Linked DNA regions of Homo sapiens: region 2 is linked to region 1. A link is a loop called in an ENCODE intact Hi-C map of the cell type or tissue named here. Cell type or tissue: GM12878. All regions are shown on one strand. Links, peaks and the distances in the headings refer to the core of each region. The heading gives the core; the rest is flanking DNA.

Evidence for each region. A loop is a pair of places that touch in the nucleus more often than their neighbours do. Peaks named below come from ENCODE experiments on the same cell type or tissue, not always from the same donor. Only the 100,000 strongest peaks of a DNase experiment are listed, where the experiment ranks them.
Region 2: a loop joins it to region 1, with 2.0 times the contacts of the local background. A loop is called at or near these places in 1 of 110 quality-filtered maps.

The regions. Positions count from the first base shown.
Region 1 is chr6:65,920,235-65,925,636 of GRCh38, forward strand. No RefSeq gene overlaps it. Among named protein-coding and RNA genes, the nearest start is that of EYS, 220 kb to the left of the region's middle. In GM12878, for the core only: no CTCF peak of the experiment used is centred there; a DNase peak (open chromatin) is centred at 1,987.
Region 2 is chr6:66,000,080-66,005,481 of GRCh38, forward strand. No RefSeq gene overlaps it. Among named protein-coding and RNA genes, the nearest start is that of EYS, 300 kb to the left of the region's middle. In GM12878, for the core only: no CTCF peak of the experiment used is centred there; no DNase peak of the experiment used is centred there.

The DNA of each region.
Region 1 (5,402 bases), core at 61-5,060:
TTATTTTTAATGTAGTTATTGATAATGGTGGGCTTGATTCCATCTCTTCAATTTTTTTTTTAAATTTTGTCATGTGTTGTTTGTTTTTGTCTTTCTCTTGTCCTGAATTTTTGGTGTAAATTTTTTGTTGTTTTTTTAAAAAAATTATTTTATTCTCATTGACGTTTTTAACTACGGCTCTATGTTTAATTTTTTAATTGTTGCTCTAGTATTACAATATATATTTTCAAATTAACACTCACACCTCTGAATTAATACTATATGCAATTTTCAATCTAAAACACTTGCATCCTGGACACAAATATTTATATTTTTCCCATATGCCCATATACTCACTGTCTACTCCAAAATTCTAATCACATTACTACATCAGAATCATGCTTAGGTTTTAGTATCCTGTTATCTAAATCACTCCCAAGTGTGTATGAGGCAGATCAAGTCCCACTCATTTGTAGCTTCTCAGGGAACCCTCTTAACTGAGACCTATGAACTAATACCTCTGAATTCCCAAACTACAAGTGTGAAACAGGGACAAGATAACAGCAGGATTCACTCTCATTCAAAACAGAGAGGAATGAGAGCATATAGCAGTTACTGGTCCACAACAACTCTGGAATTCAGTCACACATATATCTCCAGATCTCAAGAAATGGGGAATAGTCCTTAAGTAGGGCCCAGTTTGGCTCCCTGAGGATGGTACCTTCTCTCTGCTTTAAGTCATGTGTCAAGCCATCTGTCAATCTCTTTTTTATCAAAGATGTTTTATGTCTGTAATTAAGATTTCTCAGTCTGTTTAGTGCCCTTAGGTATTCTGTAAATTTTGGTGAGAACTCCTTGCTAATTTGAAATGAATATTTGTCACAGTTTGGGTTTCAGTTTGGTTAAATTCAAATTGTATTGTTCAAAATGTTTATATACTTACCAATTCTGCCTGTGAGTTTGTGTGTGTGTGTGTGTGTGTGTGTGTGTGTGTGTATTCCAGCTATTACTTACATGGTTTGTTAAAATCTCTAGCTGTAATTGTAAATTCTTCTATATTTTATTTTAGTTTTCTCAACCTATACAAATAGTTTGGTAATGTTACTAGGTACATATGTGGTAGTGTATGTTTTATGCTAGTTACATAAATATTACTTAGGTTTTGCTACACATATGTTACAAATATGTCACATGGTAATTAACTTTTAGGATGATTACATTTTCCTGTTAAATTGGATTATTTATAATTGTGAAGTAGCCCTCTTCATCTCTTCTAGTATTTCTATTCTTAAAGTATAGTTTTTATATGGCATCAGCAACTTTCTTTTGGTTGAAATTTGAGTAGAACACTATTTTTTATCCTTTTTCTAGGAAAGTTAAATGTTCCACAGCTTTAAAATATGTGTTTTTTTTTTTTGTGAACAGCAAATGCTTATTTTTGTCGATTTTGTTGAAGATCAGATGGTTGTAAGTGTATGGCATTATTTCTGAGTTCTCCATTCTGTTCTGGTGCAGGGATAATAGGCTAGCCATATACAGAAGACTGAAACTGGACCCATTCCTTAGAATCAACTGAAGATGGATTCAAGACTTAAGTGTAAAAGCTAAAACAACTCTAAAAACTCTGTAAGATAATCTAGTAAGCGCCATTCTGTACATAGGCCCTGGCAAAGATTTCGTGATGAAGATGCCAAAAGCAATTACAACAAAAAAAATTGACTAATGGGACCTAATTTAACTAAAGAGCTTCTGCACAGCAAAAGAAACTATCAATAAACAGACACCCTACAGAATGAAAGAAAATTTTTGTAAGAGATGCACCCAACAATGGCTAATATCTAGAATCTGGAACTTTAACATATCTACAAGCAAAAAACAAAAAACCCAATTATAAAGCAGGCAAAGGACATGAACAGACACTTCTCAGAAGAATATATACAGCCCTCCAACAAGCATATAAAAAGTGCTCAACATCACTAATAAAGAGAAATGCAAATCAAAACCACAGTGAGATACCATGCCACATCAGTCAGAATGGCTATCACTAAAAAGTCAAAAAATGACAAATGGTGACAAGGGTGCAGAGAAAAGGGAACACTTATATACTGCTGGTGAGAATGTAAATTTGTTCAACCACTGTGGAAAGCAGTTTGGTAATTCCTCAAAGATCTCAAAGCAGAATTGCCACTTGCTTTGACAATTCCATTATTGGATATATACCAAAAGGAATATAAATTATTCTGTCATAAAAACTTATGTGAATGTATGTTCATCACAGCATTATTCACAATAACAAAGACATGGAATTAACCTAAGTGCCCATCAATGGTGGACTGAATAAAGAGTGGTTCATATACACCCTGGAATAACATGGAGCCATAAAAATAATGAGATCATGCCCTTTGCAGTAACATGGATGGAACTGGAGGTCATTATCCTAAGTGAACTAACACAGGAACAGAAAACAAAATACTGCATGTTCTCACTTAGAAGTGGGAACTAAATACTGAGTACATATGAACACAAAGAAGGGAACAACAGAAAACGTGGCCTGCTTGAGAGTGGAGATTCAGAAGAGGGTGAGGATAGAAAAATTACCAACTTGGGTACTATGCTTATTACCTGGGTAACAATAAAATCTGTATGCCAAACCCCCGTGACACGCATTTTACCTATATAACAAACCTGCACATTTACCCTGGATCCTAAAATAGAATTTTTTTAATTTTATTTTTTATTTTATTTTATTTTATTTTTTTTGTGTGAGATGGAGTCTGGCTCTGTCGCCCAGGCTGGAGTGCAGTGGCGGGATCTCGGCTCACTGCAAGCTCTGCCTCCCGGGTTCACGCCATTCTCCTGCCTCAGCCTCCCCAGCAGCTGGGACTACAGGTGCACGCCGCCACGCCCGGCTAATTTTTGTATTTTTAGTAGAGCCGGGGTTTCACCGTGTTAGCCAAGATGGTCTCGATCTTCTGACCTTGTGATCCGCCCGCCTCGGCCTCCCAAAATGCTGGGATTACAGGCCTGAGCCACTGCGCCCGGCCTAAAATAGAATTTTAAAAAAGTTTGTCCCCTTTTTAAAAACTCTTAGCCATAGTTGTTTTAATATTTTTTCTAATAATTTTTATTACTTATAAATCTTTTTCTATTGACTTTTATATAATTCTAATTATTTGTTTCTATGTTCTGCTTCCTGGTAAACATGGCAAATTATTTTGTTGTTAAATGTATGAGTTTGTATAAGACAAATTGTAGTCACTCTGGATAAAGTAGTCTTCCATCACAGAGGATGTATTTATTATTTATTTATTTATTTATTTATTTTGGCAGAAGACTGCAAGATAATAAAAAAATACTTTGAGGCTATTAATAATTTTTCCTTTATTTCTAGGTCATCTCCAATTACCTCAGAGATATCCATTTGAAACCCTGAAGTGTTTACTGGGCTGCTTCCTACTTGCAGTCTTTGAACTCAAATTGTTTTCTTCTCTGTACTGTAAGAATGTTGAGATCTATACTTGTTATTTTTAGTTAGCAGGTGTATTCTGCTTGCTTTCTCTGCAGTTGGTCCATTTATGTTTAGCATATTATTTACTATATGCCCCAAGGAGAAATTCCTGCAGAATGTTGGGTTTACTTCTTAATGTCCTTTTGTTCTTTGGGATTCTTTTCTCCGAAATCATTTTTGCCTCTATAGACCCAAACTCCCTTATATTTCACTTCTAAATTCAGTGAAATGCATTAAATAATATATGCTTTTTTCTACTAAGTCCTTATTGCTCTTGTGTGAACCAGCAAATACTCTCTGGAAAAAAAGCTGCAGAGAAGTTTGGCTTGCATCAGTGAGCATTTATCTCCAAGATCTTTGTCCTTCAAATCTTGACTGCCTTAGAATACTATGTGGTGTTTTCAAAACTGTTTTGTATTTTTCCAACTCATAGATGGTATTTGTGGGGAGATTACTCTGAAACCAGTGATTGAGTTCATATACAGAGTACTGCATGGACAATACACCAGAGGGAAACAAACTTTCAATACATTTTTTATATATTAAAAAAAATGTATTTTCAAAAATTACAACCCAAAGCAAAAATACAGAAAAGTTTCTGTACTATATTTCAACATATTGTATTGCTATAATATATATATATTTCTTAATGCATATCTTTATTTTCTTGTGAGTGTTAATCTTGTCTGAACTTATGCTGTAAAACTAATTAAAAAGAGAGAAAAGAGAATATACCTAGGTAGTCCCAGATTCCAAGGAGCTTACAAACACTTTCCACAATTTCAATTCAGTAGCTGATTTATATTCTTCTAAATTGTTCTTTAATAAATGGTAACTACAGAGATAATTATGTCTCTGTAGTACATTCACACTCTTCCAAACAAACTTGGCAATAAGCCAACCATATTATTATTGAAAGGGTCTTTAACTAAATCTATAGAAAATTAATTCTATCCTCAAATAAACTTTCTGAGGTATCCATGACACTACGTGTGTGCGTGTGTGTGTGTGTGTGTATGTGTATGTGTGTGTGTGTGATTGGATGTAAATCATTTCTAATAGATGGAATTAGAAAGGTATGGATTTGCATTTCTATACATTTCTTCAATTTTTTTTGTCATTGAAATATGTCAAAAATGCATTAGATGAACAAAGGAATGGTAGAAGCTAATGGTGGGTATATAGATTTTAAACACGCCATTTTCTTGTCCCTGAACTCACAGAATATTTTGGATGCAGTACGGGAGGAAATTACTTCTTTTCTGATATTAGATGCAATAGTTATGGAAATTCTCTCCCAGGATAGCGTCTTTCTCATTCAGCACCAAATTACCATTATCGTAACAGCTGTGTCAGCTAGCCAGGGTTCTTCTTAAAGCAAATGGAAGTTATATAATCTTCCACTCACTGTCATGCAAGATAAAGTATAACCTCATAATAATTCTGGATTTTTACATTAAAAACAATTGCATAACAGTGTCCCATTTATGGGGAAGATTGTACTAAATATAACAAGAAGCAATAAGCTTTAAATTTTCAGGTTGTAATGAATGTGAACTAAAAACAATGACATCCCATTAGAAAATACATTTAAATAACATGGAAAGGCAACTCATGATAAATATTTTTAAAATATTGAAAATAATCTGTACATAAACATGGTGAGATAATTAAATTAAAATTAAAAATAAACTTACATAATTACATAAACCTGAATAACATATAACAGATAATTTGGGCTTACTATTGAGAATACTAGATGATAAGTTGGACAGATATCTTATATAATTATACTACCTTGCAAGAAATGTACCCATAGTCATCATCTCTCTTAATGTTCACAATAAAAAAGAAAGTTAGAGTAATATAATTTTCTAAATCTTAAATATACTCTATATCCAATTAAAAATCTAAT
Region 2 (5,402 bases), core at 296-5,295, 80 kb after region 1:
TGTAGATGGTATAATATTCATATCCTTTTTCTCTTAATATTGCCTCTAAAATATCTATAGATTAAGCAGTCCCCAAATGGCTACCTAAAATCTTTCATTAAGCCGAATTTTCTCATTTAAAATGGCTTATATTTGCTGTTCAGGTAATTTTAAAACAGTTGCTTAAATATGAGCTAAATTGGTTGTTTCCCCATGGCTCTTTATTAATTAAATGACATATAAAGACTGGAATTAAGCATAAAAATTAGAGTCTACCCTGCCTCTAAGAAATAGATCTTTTTCTCTCTAATGAAAATCAGTCTGGGCAAACAACTACTGCATTGTGCTAGTAATCAGCTGAATTTTTCTTTACTCTTCATAAGATTCCTAAACTCCAAGCAACTTTAGAATCTGCTACTGGAATTCTGTAGGGTGTCAAAAATGATGATAATGATTGTTATGTTAGTTGTATGAATTTCTGATTTCAAACTTTATCAAGAAAACAGTCAGATAATAGGAATAAAGTTTCAGATACGTAAACCAGAGGGCTCGATAGTGTGTTGCAAAATTACATAGTATAAAGGTGTTACATCTAGCAATAAAATATAAATGGTCTACTTTCAAAAATAATGTTTTAGATATCAATATATGTATTGCATAATTTATTTTTGTGAAAAAATAGTTTTATTTATACATATATAAATATTAAATAGCTGATGTGTTTCTGTGCAGCTATTCACAGTTATAGTTTAAAAGAAATCTTAAACTAACAAACATCCTTTTTTAAATGATTAATATATCATGGGATAAATCTTATTTTAAAAAACAAAGTTATTTAAATCCATAATGTAATTTTAAGAAGAAAGTACTGTTCTTAATATTTTAATATTGAAACTTTACAGACTACAGACAAAAATGGAGCATATAGAAAGATGGATAGATGGATGAATGGATGGATGGATGGTTGGATGAATGGATGGATAGATGGATGGATAATAGGTAGATAGAAGATAGAGAATAGCTAAATAGATGAAAATAATACAAAGAGCATTAATTGCAAGGAAAACAATAATATCTGTTCACAGGAGAAAATAGAGTATTCTGTTCCTGAACTTTTTTTTTTATCTTCATACTAAATTATATGGGCTCATATATTTCATTTTAATTTTCTTCTATGTTATACAATTAAAAACAAAATAGTTTGTTCCTTTGTATTATTATTATTATAGTAAGAACACAACACAAAATCTAGCCTCTTTACTAATTTTCTAGTGGATAGCACACAGTATTGTTAAATATTGGCACAATATTGTAAAGCAGATCACTAGAATTTCTTCTTCTTGCGTAACTGAAATTTTATACTCAAACGGGTATAAATCACTTTTCTTCTCTCTGTTTTTATGAGTTTATATTTTAAGTAACAGTCATTCCTTATCACATAAGTGGAATCAAATAGTATTTGTCTTTTTGTGCCTGACTTGTTTCAGTCAGCATAATGTCCTCCAGGTTCACACATGTTGTCATATATGGCAGAATTTCCTTCTTTTTAAAGCTGAATAGTACGTTTTATTGTATGTATATACTACATTTCCTTTATCCACTCATCTGTCAATGAAAATGTTTTATTCATTAATATATCTATTGTAAAATGATTAAAAATTACATACACATGCTGTTTTAAGATAAAGAATCTATTGAATCCATAAATTCATTTTACCTAAATTTGGAAACATCTGGATAACAAAGGAAACATACAGTACATATATCTTTGGAAAAATGAATGAAAATTTTATTATCGTTTATTATTCCAGACAACTAAATTAAAAATTTGTGAATAAGGGCTTCAGAGGTAAAGTTTAGAGTATTAAAAGTTAAAGGTGATAGCCTGTGTAATAATAATTTTTGAAGTGTTGAGAGATTTCTTTATTATGAATGCAGTAAAAAAGGTACAAATATATTGGTAACAGAAAACATAAAAGGATTGTTGCAAGTTATAAATATATATGCAAGTCCTCATATTGAACAAGAAAATGGGATTGGAATTCTTAAAGACATTTTTATTGTCTAATCTTAAAAGTTTCTTCCTGAGACCTTTTTAATTTAGGATTTAATTTTGTTTTATATTAACATCCACAGCTCTTTCCTCTTCTATCATAACTTCTTTCAGAAAGAACTACTACTTAAACAGATTTTACTACACAGAAATTTTATGTTTTAGCTGCACTTACAAACAAAAAGTAACATGCGTAATGTTTAACAAGTAAAATGGAGGACTAGAATTTCAACCAATTCAGAAGAATGCAAAATTCTGTTTCTGCATTTGGGTGCCACTGTGTATCAGGCACTATGCCTGTTCTGGCAGACAAAGATGAGCCTGACTTTGAGGGGCTTATATTCTAGTTGGGAGATAGAAATATAAACAAATAATTATTATGCAAATAAGTGATATAGCAGTAGAAAAAGATTGTTACCACTGGAACAGGATAAAATGGCTATTGAGTGATCTCTAGAGGATTTTTTGATTTTCAGGACAATAGTGATTTTTACACTGGTTCGGGAATCACTAAGTAGAGAAGATGGAAACCACCCCAGGCAATGGAAAAACTGGGTGAAAAGAAAATATCCAATGCACTGCAATATGCTTTAGCAAATTGTTCAGTGAAGCCACAGTGGTTATTCTCAAGTTTAATGGAGAGATTCTTTCCTGTATCAGTAAATTCAAAGCTGCCAGTAATTCATTTCAATTACACCTCTTACTCTAACTTTAGAAATTAATATCTAGCTGATATGACTGTCAAATTTAGTCATTATTTCTTATTACAAAAGATGTTGCTAATGGAATTGTTTTACACACGCAAATGTTGATGAGACAGAAAATTATATATATATATATTGTTAATCGTTCAGCAGGAGATATGATGACATACAAAATGTTTAGGTATATATGTGTGTAGTACTTATGTCTAAGTTCTAAAATAATCACTCCTGGTGTTGTAGAGTTAAAATGCACAGGAAATGACAAGAGTTAGTAAACTTTGCAAGGGCCTTAAATGTTACTCCATTTTTTACATCTCTGTATCCTCGTCCCCTCATTCATGTCTTTTTATTTTTTGCCATTCTCAATGCTTTCCATTTAGTATAATTTAAAGGTGCTAAAATGATATTTTATGTGTTATCTTTCATCACCTGGACACTTAAACCCCAAGTGGCTCACTCTTTGGACTTCACTCCTTTAGAGATTTATTCCCCTCCTACCCTTTGACATAATTGTCATATTTGGCAATTTATTTAACACTCGCAGCAAAGATAGTTACTCTTTTGATTTTATAGCGATAAAATTGAGATAACAGAGAATCTATGTTAACTATGCTGATTGCTGTGATTTTGACATATAACATTAAGCCTTTGAATGGAATTACATCTAGTATAATTAACAGTAATTAAGAATTAAGTATAGTACAGTTTTATGCCATAGTGAGTTTTGATGACATTAAAAAGTCCATTTAATAACGTGAATTAGAAAGCTTCGATTTTGCCCAAGTATTAAATGTATAAAGAAAATATTATATGGTAGAGGGATAAAAAATATTTTGCAGTAAATACAACAGACCACAAAATAATGATATGGTTCGTATTTAATAAAGTATGGTGGGGAGTCAAACATTTTCATTATTACATACAGGTAGCTAAAATATGTCAAAATGTCAGGGCCATAAGAGACTTTTATGTTACTTTACCTGAACCCCGCATTGAGGGTGGACTCTATACATCTGCACATATACTCACAGCTGTGGTAAATAGTTATCTAGCAAATTTCCAGATAATTTTTTAATGAATATCACTACTTCCTAAGGTCATCTCAGTTATTTGTTGCACAGATTTAATTATCAGACATTAGAAATGGTACATATTTGAAAGAGAGCATAATCTTTTCTTCAAAGCTCTGGCATTATAGCAAAGGTCTTCATTCTTTTTAGTGTTAGCACATAATTTTTTTATGAATATCATAGTTCAATATATGTTAAGGAGAATATTTTGTAGACAGAAAATGAAGTCAACTATGAAATAAGCTTAAGAACTGAAATAAAAATGACATGGATAGGTAAGAAAATGATTTTAAAAAAGTTATCAGTGAAGAAAAGTAGTCATATGACAAGTATGAAAGCAGAAAATATGAAGAGGATTAAGAGGATTACTAAATGAAGCTGAGTTTATAAAAAGCTAAAGTGACAACAAGCCAAAAATTGGTAAAGAATGCTACAATTCATGTAAGGATCAGTAGTGTTCTACTATATTCAGCTTGTGTCTACCCATAGCTACTAGCTCAATTTTAACTGTAAATAGTTAATTCACGTATGATTATTTTGTTATAAACTCAAACTTTCTATGATTTTCATCAAATGCAGGAATAATGATATCTATTTCAATTATCTTTATATACTGCTAAAAATCTTGGGTCATGATTCAACCTTCACTTAATTATAGTTTAGGTGATAAGATTATATCAACATTTAGTTGGGTTTTAATCTTAGAGTTCTATCTCTATATATAATAGCGTAGTATGGCAGGTCATTCAAGTTAAGTTAATTTCTGCTTTGATAGTCAAGTAGGTAATTATCAGCACTTGTAAAACATTCTAGATATTTTAGCCTCCACTTATGAGTGAGAATATGAGGTATTAGTCTTTCTTTGCCTGGCTTATCTTAACATAATGTCCTTCAATTCCATCCATGTTGCTGGGAATGACATGATTTTATTTGTTATGGTCAAATAGTATTACACACACCATACATATGTGTGTGTATATATGTGTGTGTGTATATGTATACACACACCCATATACACACACACTATACACTGTACATATATATTCACATATACACATATATTTTCTTTATCCATTTTTCTATTATATACACATACACAAACAACGTTTTCTTTATCAGTTTATCTGTTGATGGACACTTGGGTTGATTGCATTATCTTTGCTATTGTGAATAGTGCTGCAATAAACATATGAGCACAGGTATTATTTTTATATATTTATTTTGGATAGATACCCAGTAGTGAGATTGCTGGGGATCAAATGGTAGTTCTAGTTTTAGTTTTTTGGAAAATCTTCATACTTTTTTTCAAAATGGTTACACATTGCCCCCAACAGTGTGTAAGATTTCTCTTTTCTCTGCATCCTAACCAGCATCTGTTTTTTTTAATATATATTTACAAATAGCTATTCTGATTGGGGAGAAATTATATTTTATTAGTTTTATTAAATTTGCATTTCCGCAGTGATTAGTGGTGTTGAGAAAACCTTCATATACACATATTGGCCATTTGTAAGTATTCTTTTCAGAAATGTCTACTCATGCTATTTGCCCATTTATTAATGGAATTATTTGTCTTTTTTGTTGTTTAGTTGTTTG